Linked DNA regions of Homo sapiens: region 2 is linked to region 1. A link is a loop called in an ENCODE intact Hi-C map of the cell type or tissue named here. Cell type or tissue: natural killer cell. All regions are shown on one strand. Links, peaks and the distances in the headings refer to the core of each region. The heading gives the core; the rest is flanking DNA. Region 1 overlaps DNMT3B (DNA methyltransferase 3 beta). Region 2 overlaps EFCAB8 (EF-hand calcium binding domain 8).

Region 1 (8,000 bases), core at 1-8,000:
CTGGCTACCAGGTCTCCTTGGCCACCTGAAGGCCTAATCCTTCTGGCCCCGCCAGACCCCAGGCCTCCAGTCACCTAAGGCCCAGTGAGTGTCCTCTCTTGCTTCTAGGTCCGAACTCGAAATAACAACAGTGTCTCCAGCCGGGAGAGGCACAGGCCTTCCCCACGTTCCACCCGAGGCCGGCAGGGCCGCAACCATGTGGACGAGTCCCCCGTGGAGTTCCCGGCTACCAGGGTTGGTTCCCCAGATGCCCAGACCCCTGCCCGCAGTCTCTAACTGGGAGATATGCCTCACTCACTGCACTACTGGTTGTGGCTGGTAGATAATCTGTGTCCTTTTTTCACACTGCTTTTCAGGTTCTTGCTTTTTCTTTTCTCTCCTGGGTAAGCTTCCCGTAAGCCTGTTGGCTTCTCTCCTGGTCTGATCTCAGATGACACTCTGTTGGGAATGGAAGCTTTCCCTGTTGACTTGGTTCTTGCTCTAACTTGGAAACAAGGTAGAAAACACTGACATCCAGAACTGTCTTCTCCCTCATGTCTTCTTCACCTGTCTTGAGGCAACCCTAGCGGGTATGGCAACATTTCACTCTCTGAGAGTCCCTCGTCATTACCCATCATTTGTGCCTTTGTCATCTTTCTGTCTCTGGGACAGTTACAATGACTTTCTCCCCCCTTAAGGGATACGTGTTCCTGGAAAAGTTTCTTCAGCGGTCTCTGTTCTCTTTAACTTCAGTCTTTCCTCTTTCTTTTTGCCTAGGAGCCATATGGGGGTGCCGTTGGTCTCTGGTCACCGACATCCTTTGCTCTGGCCCAAACTATGTGTCCTTCTGTCCACAGTCCCTGAGACGGCGGGCAACAGCATCGGCAGGAACGCCATGGCCGTCCCCTCCCAGCTCTTACCTTACCATCGACCTCACAGACGACACAGAGGACACACATGGGACGCCCCAGAGCAGCAGTACCCCCTACGCCCGCCTAGCCCAGGACAGCCAGCAGGGGGGCATGGAGTCCCCGCAGGTGGAGGCAGACAGTGGAGATGGAGACAGTTCAGAGTATCAGGTATGGCCGAGAGGGGCTCCTGCCCAGGGTGACTGAGGACCCTGAACACGGGGAAAAACCAGTTACCTGCTACTGTTGGTAACAGAGCGACAACAGTTGTTAGAAGTTTCGTAATTGTAATAATTGACATGTTTGAATTCTAAGTATCTTCCATATGCACCACGGACCTTTCTTTACCTTAATCCTCTCCCAGACATAAGTCAAATGCCAGTATTTACCACGTGAATACTGTGGTTTTTCCCAACATGACATTTATGTAAGGACTGCAACTGCGTACGTTATACATTTCATGTACGCCCGTGTGAAGAGACCACCAAACAGGCTTTGTGTGAGCAATAAAGCTGTTTATTTCACCTGAGTGCAGGTGGGCTGAGTCCAAAAGAGAGTCAGCGAAGGGAGATAGGGGTGGGGCCATTTTCTAAGATTTGGGTAGGTAAAGGAAAATTACAGTCAAAGGGGGTTTGTTCTCTGGCGGGCAGGAGTGGGGGTCTCAAGGTGCTCAGTGGGGGAGTTTTTTGAGCCACGAGGAGCCAGGAAAAGGGATTTCACAAGGTAATGTCATCACTTAAGGCAAGGACCGGCCATTTATACTTCTTTTATGGTGGAATGTCATCAGTTAAGGTGGGGCAGGGCATATTCACTTCTTTTGTGATTCTTCAGTTACTTCAGGCCATCTGGGCTTAAACGTGCAAGTCACAGGGGATGCGTGCAAGTCACAGGGGATGCGATGGCTTGGCTTGGGCTCAGAGGCCTGACAATACATATTGTGATTCTGTTCATCAGAGTGCACATACTGTATATATTGTACGTATGATACCTTTGTAGACTTGCTTTTTTCTTCTATTAAGAACTAGAGTTGCCTGAGGTTCATGTCTGGATAATAAATCCAGTGGTCTGGGTCATAGCTTAATTAACCGATTCAGGTTGTTTATGCTTATTCAAGCATTGCTGCACGAAGACTCCTTACACATGTATGTATTTATGTGTTGTTAGGATCCCTTTTTTCTATGTCCATTATTACATTTTACTTTGTATAGAAGGGATCTCACTATGGTGCCCAGGCTAGTCTCAAACTCCTGGCCTCAAGCGATCCTCCTATCTCAGCCTCCTGAGTAGCTAGGACTACAGGCGTGCACCACCAAGCCCAGCTACTTTATAAATTCTTTTGTGGAAATGGAGTCTTGCTGTGTTGCCCGGGCTGGTATCCAACTCCTGGCCTCAAGCGATCCCCCTGCCTCGGTCTCCCAAAGTACTGAGAATTACAGGCATGAACCACGGTGTCTGGCTACATCTTGCATTTTATGGCAAGCTTTTTGTTGCCCTCAGGGACAGTGGAGTGGACAGGACTTGGCCCAGGATGGCCTCTCCTCACTGGGATTTCTTCATGTGGGTTTTCTTCCAGGATGGGAAGGAGTTTGGAATAGGGGACCTCGTGTGGGGAAAGATCAAGGGCTTCTCCTGGTGGCCCGCCATGGTGGTGTCTTGGAAGGCCACCTCCAAGCGACAGGCTATGTCTGGCATGCGGTGGGTCCAGTGGTTTGGCGATGGCAAGTTCTCCGAGGTGAGTCCGGGGAAGGGCAAGGGGTTCTGCAGGCCTGAGGCTGTGCCTGCCTGCCTCCCTTTGAAGACAAAGGCCTGGGATTGTATTCTGCAGATGTGTGAGCCTATGCCTTCACACTGTCTGGGAGGAAGGACAAAACTTCCTGTGTTAACCAGCTACAGCAGATTCCACTCACACGGGGGACAAAAGTGCTAGAAAGTTCTGGATCCATGGGCAGTTGGATTTTATGTTATTTCTTAGATTTATCTTTTGGGGGCAGAATCATCAGTGTGGACTCTGAGGGGCCAGGAGTGGCCACGTGAGCAAGTACCCAAAAGTGTTCAGTGGAGAAGCCTGGAAGAGACCGGAAGCATGGCCGCGGCCTCTTGTCATTTAGCCCTGGGGAGAGAAAGGCATGGAGTTGGGTTTAGGGTCACCTGGTATCAGTTGTGAAAAGGGTTTTTAGTAGAATTGGGTATTTCAGAGTCTCTTGATGATTGATTCTAGCCTTTTAAAATCTTTCTTGGTAATGACATTTAGCTGGGGAAGAGCTGTGTTGGGCATAACTAGGCTGTTTTGATTCTTACACTCTTTCAACAAAGATTTTTTTGGGGGCGGTGAGAATGGAGTCTCACTCTGTTGCCCAGACTGGAGTGCAGTGGTGCGATCTTGGCTCACTGCAACCTCCGCCTCCCAGGTTCAAACAATTCTCCTGCCTCAGCCTCCTGAGTGGCTGGGGTTACAGGCACCTGCCACCGCACCCTGCTAATATTTGCATTTTTAGTACAGACTGGGTTTCACCATGTTGGCCAGGCTGGTCTCCAACTCCTGACCTCAGATGATCCACCCGCCTCGGCCTCCCAGTGCTGGGATTACAGGCGGGAGCCACCACGCCTGGCCTCAACAAAGATTTTAATCAGACAGACCTATCCTGTGATGGTCTCTTAGAAGTAAATGTTAGTCCTACCCTCAGAGCCCTGAGAGAGGCTAAGTTAGGTGCCTAAGGTCATTGGGCAAGTTGCAGCAGAAGCAAGCCAGGCAGGATTGAAGGAAGGACTGTACATTCCTGGGATTCAGCTCAAGCAGAGATTCTGTTTTTCCCAGGAATTGAGCTACCATGGGGCCATTTGCCATGAGCTAATTGAAGTTTCCCAAGGGCTACAATAATATATTGGGTGTGGAGTCTCCTTTGTAGGAGAGCCCCTGCATGCAGTTGCCTGCTGTGACCAGCAGAGGGAGGACAAGTCCTGGGCCCATGCTGGCAGTGAGGCAGCTGCTTCCAGGGATGGGAGAGCAGTAACTCAAGTGAAGGAAGATGGATTGTTTGCAATTGCTTTGCCCCATCGAGACATAAAATGCACTTTGCAAGATAGAGTCTGAGGCTAATACAATGCAGTGTGGGGCTGTCAGCATTAGGGGATGAGATGACAATATGGGACCTGGGTCTGGCCTGGGCAAGTGCCTGCTCAGCATGTGTACGCTGTTTGGGTTGTATTGGAGCTATTGGGCGCTGGAACCAGCACTTGTGTTGGAGCGGTTTCCCCCCACCAGAGCCACAGTGTTTTCTCCCCAGTGGTGGTCACACCCCCATATAGGAAATCAGGCATTCCGTGATAAAATGGAGGTTTGCATGAGTGTGAGCACTCTTTACGGAGACTAGAACATTCCCTGTGTCTTTCAGTTCCTTTTTTTTTTTAAGAGATGAGGTCCTCACTGTCACCCAGGCTGGAGTGCAGTGGCACTGTCTTGGCTCACTGCAGCCTCAATCACCTGGGCTCAAGCAATCCTTCTGCCTTAACAGAGCAGCTGAGACTGCAGGTGCACACCACTGTGTTTGGCTCTTAAAAGTTTTTGTAGAGATGGGGTCTTGCTGTGTTGTCCAGGCTAGTCGAACTCCTGGGCTCAAGCGATCCTCTCAACTCCCACTCCCAAAGTGCTGGGAATATAGGCCTGAGCCACTACGTCTGGCCTTTCAGTTCTGATTAGCATCCCTGAATGGCCATTTTCTCTCTCACTGGCAACTCAGTCAGTTCATGCTTGGTCCAGGGACTTGGTACATCAGGAGACTTGTGGAATATGGATTAAATCACAAGAACTAAAGTTAAATAATCACAACAAGTGAAAGGTGCTGTGTCGAGCACTGTTTTCTAAACACATTCATTAGGTGAACTCATTTTAATAAAAGGGTAAAGAGTAAACAATTATCATGCTTAGGAAAGAAGGAATATGTGCAAACCCTCAATGCTGGAGCAGCCACAGAGAATATTAGGACTGAGCCTCAGGGGTCCACACCAGGGACACCTGCTTGGAAAATGTATACAAACACAGGGTTCGCCTAATTGCCTTCATTCAGAGTATCCTCCTTTTCCACAGTGGAAGTGTCGTACCTAACAAGGTTCTGGATATCTGTGTGTTGAGACTCTGCCATTTCTATTTTTCTGCTTTTTTCTTTCCTTCCTTTCAAATAGATGTCTGTGGACTTTATCCCCAGGAATGGTCTCTTGGTTAAAGTGTGTGAAAATCTTCTGCATCTGATGGACAACATTGTGATAGACATGGCACCTGGGACACACCTGTAGGTGGATGTTGATGATGTCTTTCTCTTTTAGGTCTCTGCAGACAAACTGGTGGCACTGGGGCTGTTCAGCCAGCACTTTAATTTGGCCACCTTCAATAAGCTCGTCTCCTATCGAAAAGCCATGTACCATGCTCTGGAGGTAACATGGGATGAGGGAATGAGGGCTAAGCCCTGAGAGCAGGGATGAAGCAAGAGACCCACAGAAACCTAGCTCAGTGTTGCCAAGGGTGGTTTGGAGGGGACAGGGTGGCCAGGGAGGAGGTAAATGACAACATAACATGATGGCCACCGGATTGGGCCTCCCAACAAAGGGATTTGAGACATCCCAGCTGCCACTTATTGGGACCACTAACTGAATCAGAAGGAAAGAGCACGGGCAGTTAGGGGTGCAATATTCGTATCAGTGAATGTGCTTTTCCAGAGACCTCAGAGCCTTCTTATGAGGGTTGGAGTTCACAGCAAGACAGCAGTGGAGGCCAGCTGTCTTCTATCTGTGGGCCGTCTTATCCCCTATGAACCATTATACCCTGTTTCTCCCTTCACCTTGATTTTTTCCCCCCACCTTTGTTCAGCATTTAAGAGCCAACCTCTTCTCATTGCTAAAGGCTTCATTAGACACTGAAATCCTTGGTCCTTCATGTAGGACACAAGTTAATGTCCCCATCTTTAGGGAGATAAAACAAGAAATCTAGTGCCGCCTTATATAAGATACAGAGGAGATGAGATAGTGCTGGCTGGGGCTTCTATATCTTGGTGGTAGAGTTAATTCTGATATGTCTGCCTTTTGAGTGGGAGGTGACCACTGACATTCCCTAGGGGGAAGAGATCCTATTTGGTGCCTGCATGAAAAGATTTAACCACAACCCCCCTTCCGAGGCCTCTCCCTGCACAGGCCCCTCCTTCCTCTGTCACATACCACAGCCCAGGACAGCTGTCTGGCTATGAAAGGGCCCAGTGTGAAGGGGAATGTAGGCCCTGGCTGGGGGAATCCCTGGGTGTGGCCTGGCGAGCACCTCCTCCCCACCCCCCCATTCATCACAGACTCTGCCTTTGCAGAAAGCTAGGGTGCGAGCTGGCAAGACCTTCCCCAGCAGCCCTGGAGACTCATTGGAGGACCAGCTGAAGCCCATGTTGGAGTGGGCCCACGGGGGCTTCAAGCCCACTGGGATCGAGGGCCTCAAACCCAACAACACGCAACCAGGTGGGAATGAGTCCCCATGGCAGCACCCGCTGCCTCTGCTGGTGGGACCACTTCTTGGGAGAGTCAGCCACCCCTGCTGCCCCACACCCCACCCAGCTTTCTAGCAGCTGGTCTCAACTCTGAATGTTGGAAAAATAGGAGCAGGCATACGAAGGCTGTGCCAGCTCTATCTGGCTTCCCCGGCCACTTTCTTGCTGATGGTCACGTGCATATAATTTGTATTGAATCTGACATCTGTCTTGAAGTCAGGATGCAGTGTTGACTAGCACCTTTTTTATTAAAGGAAAAAATAGTTAAGCTATGCTCATTTGAGAAAATTGGAAAGTGTTAAAGAAGAATATGCCACCTGCTAACATTTTGACCAGTACCATATTTCTCCCATTATAAGATAACTCTGGTTTCTAGAAATCCAGGACTTGTCTTACAATCCATAGATTTAAAGGCCAGGCCTAGTGGCTCATGCCTGTAATCGCAGCACTCTGGGAGGCTGAGGCGAGTGGATCACTTGAGGCGATCACCTGGACAACATGGTGAAAAATAGAAAAATTAGCCTGGTGTGCTTGGCATGTGCCTGTGGTCCCAGCTACCCGGGAGGCTGAGGTGGGAGAATTGGCTTGAGCCCAGGAGGCAGAGGTTGCAGTGCGCCGAGATCGCACCACTGCATTCAAGCCTGGGTGACAGAGCAAGACCTTGTCTCAAAAAAGAAAACAGTCCATACATTTAATGTAATGTTTTTTCTGTTTTGTTTTGTTTTCCCCTCAAAAGTGGTTAATAAGTCGAAGGTGCGTCGTGCAGGCAGTAGGAAATTAGAATCAAGGAAATACGGTATTTCCTTCCTGTCTTTTGACTGTGCCCTGTTTTCTATGCACTTTCTTCTGATTTCTTTGCATATAAAATGGTCACTGGAAAAGAATCAAATTTCTTGAAAAGTCAATCTGAACTCCCTCCCCACTCTCCCCTCACATCCCACCCTCACAAATACCCTCCAGGTTAACGTTGGGTTGCACATCCTTCCAGATTTTTCTGAACACTAGTTGGATTCCTGCTTTCCCCTTTATTAATATTAATACTGTAAGCACTGTCTGATGTCATTTTGTCACTAAAGGGTCCTTAAGATTTTTAATGGCTGTACAATTTTCTTTCCTAGGGTCAGAGTCAAATTTAACCATGTCCATTAAGATTTTCTGTGTAGATGGAATAGAAATACAAATGGGTTTTACAAAATCCCATTTATAGAATGGGAGCCATATTATGTAAAATTAAAAAGTGCTGGGCTCAGTGGCTCACGCTTATAATCCCAGCATTTTGGGATGCAAATAACCATCTCTTGGATTTCCCAGCATTTTGGGACGCTGAGGTGGGCAGATTGCTTGAGCTCAGGAGTTCCAAGACCAGCCTGGGCAACAGGATGTAACCCTGTTTCTAAGAGAAATACAAAATTAGCTGGGTGAGGTGGTGTGTGCCTGTGGAGGCTGAGGTGGGAGGATCACCTGAGCCCAGGAAGTCAGGCTGCAGTTTGCTAAGATCATGCCACTGCACTCCAGCCTGGGTGACACACTGAGAACCTGTCTCAAAAAAAAAAAAAAAAAAAAAAACCAAAACAGAAACAAAAAAGAAAGAAAA
Region 2 (9,054 bases), core at 522-8,521, 150 kb after region 1:
AAAGAAAATACTTGCAAATCATATATCTGATAAGGGACTAGTATCCAGAATATATAAAGCACTCTTGCAACTTGATAAAAATGATAAATAACCAAATTAAGATACGGGTAAAGGATCTAAATAAACATTTCTTCAAAGAAGATGTACAAATGGCTAATAAGTATATTAAATGATGGTGAACATCATTAGCTATCAGGGAAATGCATATTAAAACTATAATGAGATCCCACTTTACACTTGCCAGGATAACTATAGATAATAGCAATGGTTGGCTGGGATGTGGACAAACTGGGACTCTTACACATTGCTGGATAGAATGTAGAAAGCTGGCCAGGTACGGTGGCTCAGGCCTGTAATCCCAGCACTTTGGGAGGCTGAGGTGGGCGGATTATGAGGTCAGGAGTTTGAGACCAGCCTGGCCAGCATGGTGTAACCCCGTCTCTACTAAACATACAAAAATTAGCAGGGCATGATGGCGGGTGCCTGTAATCCCAGCTACTCGGGAGGCTGAGGCAGGAGAATCGCTTGAACCTGGGAGGCGGAGGTTGCAGTGAGCAGAGATCATGCCATTGCGTTCCAGTCTGGGCAACAAGAGCAAAACTCCAAACTCTGTTTAAAAAAAAAAAAAGAAAAAGAACATAGAAAGCTGCAGTCACTTTGGAAAACAGTCTGGCAGTTCCTCAAAAATTAAGTGTAGACTTACCATATTACCCAACAGTTCCACTCCCAAGTGTATACCCAAGAGAAATGAAAACATATGTTCACATAAAATCTTGTACATGAATGTTTATAGTAGCATTATTTATAATACAAAAGTGGAAACAACCCAAATGTCAACTTCCAAATGGATAAAGTGTGGTATGGTGATACAATGGAATGTTATTTAATAATAAAAAGGAATAAAGTACTGATGCATGCAACAACATGGATGAACCTTGAAAATACTGTGCTAAGTGAAAGAAGCCAACCACAAAATACCATATATTGTGTGATTCTGCTTAAATGACATGTCCAGAATGTCCATATTAAAGTAGATTAGTGGTTTCCTGAGGCTGGGGGAGGGAGTTGGGGAAATTGCGTAGTGACTACTGGGTAAAGAGTTTCTTTCTGGGGTGATGAAATGGTCTAAAATAGAATGTGGTGGTGGTTGCACAGCTCTGAAAATACTAAAAACCATTGAATGAGCACTTTAAATTGGTAAATTTTTATGTGAATTATGATTCAATAAAGTTGTGTTTAGATATTACTAAAAATGATGGTACAAATATTCTTTTTCACAAATGTTTTTTGTTGTTGTTTATAGTTGTTTATTTGTACATCTAGTAATTTGTCCCAAGGAAAGAGTATGTAAAAGAACATAAGTCACTTTAAGGCCTTTAATGTATACTACAAAATTGCACTCTAGAAGGTTTATACAGTTTTGCATTTCATTAGCCTGTTTTTTTTATCTTTGACAACCTAAAGAATTTATTAGTGGTATTCATCTGAGGATCCTCTAGGTCTATCAGAGTGTCTTTCTTATAGAAGGCATTCAATAAATAAATGTCCTAAGTGAGCAAAACATTTTTGGTTGATTTTTAGGTGCAAATGGTTTCTTTTGATTTTAATTAAGATGCCTTTGTTTATTAGTGATGTTGACATATTTTCTTAATCTATTGGCTTTGTATAACTTTATGAATTGTCTCTTCATGTCCTTTGCCTACTTTTCTATTGTGGTAACTATCTTTTATAAATGTTGTATAATTATTTAAAAATACATTAGGTTGGGCATGGTAGATCATGCCTGTAATCCCAGCTCTCTGGGAGGCCAAGGTGGGCAGATTGCTTGAGCCTAACAGTTCGAGACCAGCCTGGGCAACATAGTGAGACCCCATCTCTAAAAAAAAAAACCAATAAAAATATATTAAAAGATTAACTGATTGTCTATCATATGGATTACAAATATCCCCCCCAATTTGTCATTTGCTTGTTAATTTTATTTATGATGACTTAAAAATTACAATATATTTTTTGGTGTTCAAGTCAGTTTTTGTCCCCATTGTGATATTTTCCTTTGCCTGTTTATCACTTTCTTAGAGAAAAGATAAATACTGATTCGTTCTTTTGTAGGTGTTTTATGATTTCATTGAAAATAAAATCTTCAACGCATCTAGTATTCATTTGGGTGTAAGATAAAAGATAACAACGTAGGTTTCTCTTATAGTTCATCAGGTATCCTACTACTGTTTATTGAGTCATGTTTTCTGTTACCACTCTTACTATATACCAGTTTTACATACATTTGGGTTGGTTTCTGAGCTTTCTATTGTCTTCCATTGCTTTGTTTAAAATTTAAAGTTTATTATTCTGACTTTCCATACTTGAATATGGTCGAATAAGTCCTCCTTTATTAATCTTGTTTTATTTAAAAATGGTCATTTTCACTCATTTTCCAGTTCAGTAGTTTTATTCTCTCAGTGTAATGTGATTTATCACCCCATTGCTCACCCTATTCATCTCCCAATACCCAGCTGAAAAACTTTAGAAGACTGAGGCTCTTGCCCTGGCCCCATCACTTTCTAGCTATGTGGGCTTAGGCTAGTTATTGAACATGTCTGACTCTCACTTTTCTCCTCTGTAAGTCAGTGAGAATTATATACTTCTTATAAGGTTGTGAGGTTCAAATGGAATAATGTGTACAGAGGCACTTGGTAAACAATGTAGTCATATGCAAGTCATATGCAAGTCATATGTAGTCAGCTTGGTGAATTTTGAGAAAGTAAATGCAAGTTCTTTTTATGGTTTTACCTAAGGGGCCAGTGAGGGCCAGAGAAGTGCCGGGACCTATGTAAGGTCGCAAGCAAGTTCATGTGGAATGCATCTAGAACTAGAACGCTAGCCTGTGTCCCAGGGCCCTTCCAACTGGGCTCTGCTGCCTGCAGTCCTGGGTGCCTTCTAATTAGCCTGTGTAGTGGTCTTGGTAAAAGTGTTTCTCCTGTACTGTCCCCTATAGGTTGTGGCTGGCCATACCATTTCCCTGGTTCCCCCCACGCTCCTGATGACCTGGAAAGGCCATTTGAATAGTGTGGCAGACATCCTGTATGTGGACAACTTCCAGCTGGTTATCAGCGCTGGCCAGGACCGGGACGTCAAGGCTTGGAAACTCTCCGGTGATGCCATTGGTATGGGTCCTGCTGAAGCTCAGCCATGCCCATGGCCCTTCTTGTCTCTGTCCCTGTCTGAACATAAGCTGGTATGAACTTTGTACTCTGTGGGGAGGGACTCTCAGGCCACAGCAACTGCCTTCACTTAAATAATATTACAGTCTGTCCAATTATCCATTCAGCAAACGGTCCATCCATTCACCCATCCACCCAATATTATTCACCTATGTATATTTTTGCAAATCATATATCTGATAAAGCATATTCCTTTCTCTTTTAAAAAATAAACTTAATTGTTGCATTGTATATAAAGAAAAACATACAAACCAGAAGGGTTCAGCTTGGTGAATTTTGAGAAAGTAAATACATACCCATATAGCCACCGTTCATGTCAAGAAATAATTAGGGCCAGGCGCGGTGGCTCACTACTGTAATCCCAACACTTTTTTGTCCCCTTTTCCTCCTGTGCTGTCTTCCTATGTGTTTGTTTGTTTGTTTTAGTGACCTGTCTCTACTAAAAATACAAAAATTAGCCAGGCATGGTGGTGCATGCCTGTAATCCCAGCTACTTGAGAGGCTGAGGCAGGAGAATCGTTTGAACCTGGGAGGCAGAGGTTGCAGTGAGCTGAGATCATGTCACTGCACTCCAGCCTGGGCAACAGAGTGAGACTCTGTCTAAAAAAAAAATAATAATAAAAATAAAGTGACTTATGTGCCACTATTACAGTATTACAGCATTCTGTATTTTTCTATGTGTTTACATTTATCAGAAAGCTTTGTATTTTCATATGCTTTCATGTTCCTGCCTAGCATCCTTTTGTTTCAACTTGAAGGGGTCCCTTTAGCATTTCTTTAAAGGCAGGTCTAATGGTGATGAACTCCTCTTGTTTTTATTTATCTGGGAAAATTTTTATTTTTCCTTCATTTTTAAAGGACAGCTTTCCTGGATATAGTATTTTTGGATGAGAGTTTTTGTTCTTTTTATAATGTGTCTCCTTGTGGATTTCTTTGACTTTATCCTAGTTGGAATCCCTTGAGCTTCTTGAATATAGGTTTCTTTTCCTTTTTAAGATTTGAAACATTTTCAGCCATTATTTATTCAGATAAGCTTTTTGTCCCTTTCTCTCTCTCTGTCTCTCTCTCCTCCTTCTAGTACTACCATAATGCATATATTGTCCATTTGACGATGTCTCATAAATCCCTTAAGTTTTCTTTACTCTTTAAAATTCTTTTTTCTTTTTTGCTTCTCTGACTGGATATCTTCAAGTCTGCTGATTTTTCCTTCTGCTTGATCAAGCCTGCTGTAGATGACTTTTGAATTCAATTATTTTACTCTTCATCTTCAGCTCTAGAATTTCTGTTATTTTTATTATTATTATTATTATTTTTTGAGACAGGGTCTTGCTCTGCCACCCAGGGTTGAGTGCAGTGGCACGAATTCAGCTCACTGAAGCCTTGACCTCCCAGCCTCAAGTGATCTTCCCACAGCCTCCTGAGTAGCTGGGACTACAGGTGCATGCCATCATGCCTGGCTAATTTTTTGTATTTTTTGTAGAGACAGAGTTTCACCATGTTGCCCAGGCTGGCCTTGAATTCTTGAGCTCAAGTGATCGCCCACCTAAGCTTCCCAAAGTGTTGGGATTATAGGTGTGGGCCACCATGGCTGGCCTCTGTTTGGTTCTTTTCTATATTTTCTGTGTCTTCACTAATATTCTCAGTTTGTTCATGTATTGTTTCCCTGAGCTTGTTGAGCATTTTTATTACGGTTACTTAGAATTCTTTGTCAAATAATTAATATACCTCAATTTCTTTAGCGGCAGTTTCTGGAGATTTATTTTGTTCCTTTGGGCCATGCTTTCCTATTTTTTTTGTGTGCCTTATAACTTTATATTGGGATCCATGCATTTGTAAAATCAGCCACCTCTCCCAGTCTTTATATACTGGCTTCATTCAGGGAAAATTCTGCACCAATCAGCTTGGCTAAAGATTCTGGGTGCCTCCCCAATCTTTTTTGTGGATACTTTCACCAGACTTACGCATGTAAATTCGCAATTACAGGAATCTACAGGTTTATTTTTTTCAGGAGTCCATTATCTCTTGCTCTCTCTGGTGTCTATTTGCAGTACTGCAAGTTCTCTAGAGCGGCTACAAGCTTCCCCCAGGCCTCTAGAATATGCTGGGTCCTTCAATAGTCTGAGAGAGGCAAGACAGAAACCAGTTTCTTGGGTACCCCTCAAAGGCTAACATTGGATATGTATGCTCCAAATCTGCCTCCTCAAGGAGAAGCTGGAAGTTGGGTTGTTTTCTCTACTCATTCCACAGAGCGGCAGGAGGGACTCTGATAGTGTGTGCTAGTCTAAATTGTCACCTTTGTTCTTAGTAGCCCAGTCTGGTGCCTCTTCCTGTCAGTGCTTAGATTCAGGCAAGACAGAAACTGGTTAATCATGCAGCCCTCTGAAAAGTCTGCATGTTGGATGTACATCTCAGTCTTTCCCTCCCAGGGAGAAGCTGGAAGCTGGTGGTTCCTTCCCAATCTGCTTCACTGAGCCAGGAGGAGGGATTACAAGTGAGCACTATGAATTTTCCTACTGGCTTCAGTGCAGCTGGTTTTTTGTTTTTTGTTTTTTTGGTTTTTGTTTGTTTGTTTTTTCATTCATCTGGGATGAATGGTCCTGGTTTCTGGTCCATGTACTGTTGTTCAGTCAGTGTCTCCATAGGGAGAAGGAAGTTCTGGATCTTCCTATTCTACCATCTTGCTGATGTCACCCATTTTTTTGTATCTTTCAAAGACGTCTTTGACTATCCCCTAAATATAATATCTAGTGTTATCTTTTAGAAGCTTGTTTTAAAAATCAGATTTCTGAAGTATAATTTACATCCAATAAAAGCACCTTTTAAAAGTATATAGTTCTGTGAGGTTTCATGAATGCATACAATTGTGTAATTGGTATCACAATCAAGACATAGACATTACCCCAAAAAGTGACCTCATGTCTCCTCATAGTAAACTCTATTTCCTTCTCCTAACCCCTGGCAGCCATTGATCTGTTTGTCTCTATAGTTTTGCCTTTTCCAGATTATCATAAATGGAAACATACACATGTAGCTGAGTGAAAGTCTAACTTTCACTTAGCATAATCAATTTGAGATTCATCTTTGTTGTTGAACGTATCAGTAGTTTGTTCTTTTTATTGCTGAGTATTATTCCACTGTATGGCTCTGTCATAGTTTGTTAATCCATTCACCAATTATAGGACATTTGAGTCATTGTCAGTTTTGGATGATTATGAATGAAGCCGCTTTAAACATTGTTTTCATTTCTGTTGGGTAAGTATTTAGAAGCAGAATGGCTGGGTTGTATGGTAAGTGTATTGAAACTTTATGAAAAATGACCAAACTGTTTTGCATTTCTACCTTTGTGTCTTCATCAACATTTGGTGTTTGATCTGTTATTATTTTAAATTTTAATAATCTATGATTGTAGCATGAGATTTCAATATTCTCTCAATTTATAAAACAACTATACAGAAAATCATTAATGATATAGAATACTTGAATAACACTATCAAACAATTTTACTTAATTAACATTTATAGATCATTCATAAACAAACATTATTTTTAAGTGCACACAGAACATTAATTAAACCGACCATATTCTGGTAACAAAACACATCTCACTAATCTCAAAAGGATTTATGCCATACAAAGTATGTTCTCTGATCCCAATGAAACTGAATTATAAATCAAAAACAGAAATATCTTTGAAATATCCCTAAATATTTGGAAGCTAAATGACACATTTCTAAATAACCCATGGGCCAAAAAAAGAAATCCAGAGGGAAATTAGAAAATATTTTGAACTGAATGAAAATGAAAATGTAACATTTCAAAATTTATGAGATGCCACAAAAAACAGTAGTAACGGGGAAATTTGTAGCACTAAATGCCTATATTAGAAGGAAAAAAGTTCAAATCTCCAGCCTCAACTTCCACATTAAGAAACTAGAAAGAGGTCTGGTGCGGTGGCTCACGCCTTTGGGAGGCAGGTGGGAGGATCATTTGAACCCAGGGGTTCAAGACCAGCCTAGGCAACATAACAAGACCCCATCTCAATTAAAAAAAAAAAAAAAGAAAAAAGAAACTAGAAAGAAAGAGCAAATTGAGCCCAAAGTAAATAGAAGAGAAATAATAAAGATTAGAATGGAAATCGATGAAACAGGGAAGTAAAAAATAATAAGGAAAATCAATGAACCCAAAAGCTGGTTCTTTGAAAAGATAGTTAAATCGATAAACCTCCAGCTAGACTGGGCAGGAAAAAGAGAGAGAATACACCAATTACCAATATCAGGAATGAGTGAGATGACATCATTTCTGATTCTACAGATATTAAAAGGATAACAATGAAATACTATAAACAACTTTATACAATAAATTTGGCAACTTATATGAAATAAACTCCTTGAAAGAAACAAACTACTAAATCTTACACAAGAAGAAACAGATAACCCGAATATCCTTATATCAAAGAAATTAAATTTGTAGTTTAAAACTCTCCTTACAAAGATACCTCCAGGCCTAAATGGCTTCCATGGTGAATTTTACCCAAATATTTGAAGGGGAAATAATATAAATTCTACAGAAACTCTTCCAGAAAGTTGAAAAGGGTACAATACTTCCCAACTCATGAGGCAACTTGGTACCAAAATCTGACAAAGACGTTATAAGAAGAAAGTGAAAAAGAAAGAAAGAAAGAAAGAAAGAAAGAAAGAAAGAAAGAAAGAAAGAAAGAAAGAAAAGAAAGGAAAAGAAAGCAAACTATCAATTAATATCCCTCATAAGCATAAATACAAAATATCTTAACAAAATTTTGCAAATAAAATCCAGCAATGATCACATAGGGTTTACCCCAGATATACAAGGTTGGTTTAATATTTGAAAATCAGTGTAATTTATTATATTAATAAAGTGAAAAACTATGTGATTATCTTGATACAATAAAATCATTTGACAAAATTCAACATCCATTTCTGATAAAAAACATTTAGCAAAATAGAAAAAACTTTCTCAACCTGAGGAAGTGCATCTGTGAAAAAACCTAAAACTAGCTTCACACCTAATGGTGAAAGGCTGAGTACTTTCCCCTGACCAGGAATAAGACATGTCACTTCGATTCAAAATTATACTAGAAGAGTAGAGGGCAATTACAGAAGGAAAAAAAAAGGCATTCAGATTGGAAAGGAAGAAATAAAACTGTTTTTATTTGTAGTTGACTAATTGTCTATGTAGAAAATCCAGTGGATTTTACTAAAAAGAGTTAGTAAGGAGTTTAACAAGGTTGCAGGATACAAGATCAATACAAAAAATCAATTGTATTTCTATATACTAGCAATGAACAGCCAGAAATTGAAGTAAAAGATACATTTACGAAAACATAAAACATAAATACCAAGATATGTAAGTACACAGAAAAATACTACAAAACATTGCTGAGACAAAGTATAGAAGATTTACTGTTAATGGGTAGAAGACTCTCTGATTAAGAATAAAATTATCTCCAAATTGATTTATAGGTTAACTGAAATACCAATCAATATCCCAGAAGAATTTTTGTAGAAATTGACACACTGATTCTAAAATTTATTTAGGCCAGTCAAAATAGCTTTGGCAAAGGAAACTAAGATGAAGGGCTAACATTGCCTGATTTCAAGACTTATTGTGAAGCCATGGTAATCAAGACAGTGTGGTAATGGCATAGAGACAGACAGACAGATCAATGGAATGGCACAGAAAGTCCAGAGATATATCCATACATATATGGACATCTGTTTCTGACAAAAGTGCAAAGGCAATTCAGTGGAGAAAAGACAGTCTTAAAGCAATGAACTTGGATCCACACCTCACACCACATA

What was found. Peaks named below come from ENCODE experiments on the same cell type or tissue, not always from the same donor. Only the 100,000 strongest peaks of a DNase experiment are listed, where the experiment ranks them.
Region 2: it touches region 1 in a loop (17-fold over the local background); 20 of 110 quality-filtered maps call a loop at or near these places.

What each region holds. Positions count from the first base shown.
Region 1 is chr20:32,786,394-32,794,393 of GRCh38, forward strand. DNMT3B (DNA methyltransferase 3 beta) reads left to right here. Exons shown (of 23, transcript NM_006892.4): 5 at 109-234; 6 at 837-1,058; 7 at 2,461-2,619; 8 at 5,208-5,315; 9 at 6,233-6,377; 10 at 7,143-7,202. Among named protein-coding and RNA genes, the nearest start is that of DNMT3B, 28 kb to the left of the region's middle. RefSeq lists enhancers at 580-1,251, 1,252-1,922, 2,912-3,843, 3,844-4,773, 3,936-4,075. In natural killer cell, for the core only: CTCF peaks have their summits at 3,820 (motif pointing right) and 4,022; DNase peaks (open chromatin) are centred at 3,838, 6,128, 7,188 and 7,888.
Region 2 is chr20:32,940,644-32,949,697 of GRCh38, forward strand. It overlaps EFCAB8 (EF-hand calcium binding domain 8), which reads left to right. Exons shown (of 27, transcript NM_001143967.2): 23 at 2,993-3,161. Among named protein-coding and RNA genes, the nearest start is that of SUN5, 59 kb to the right of the region's middle. In natural killer cell, for the core only: no CTCF peak of the experiment used is centred there; a DNase peak (open chromatin) is centred at 5,268.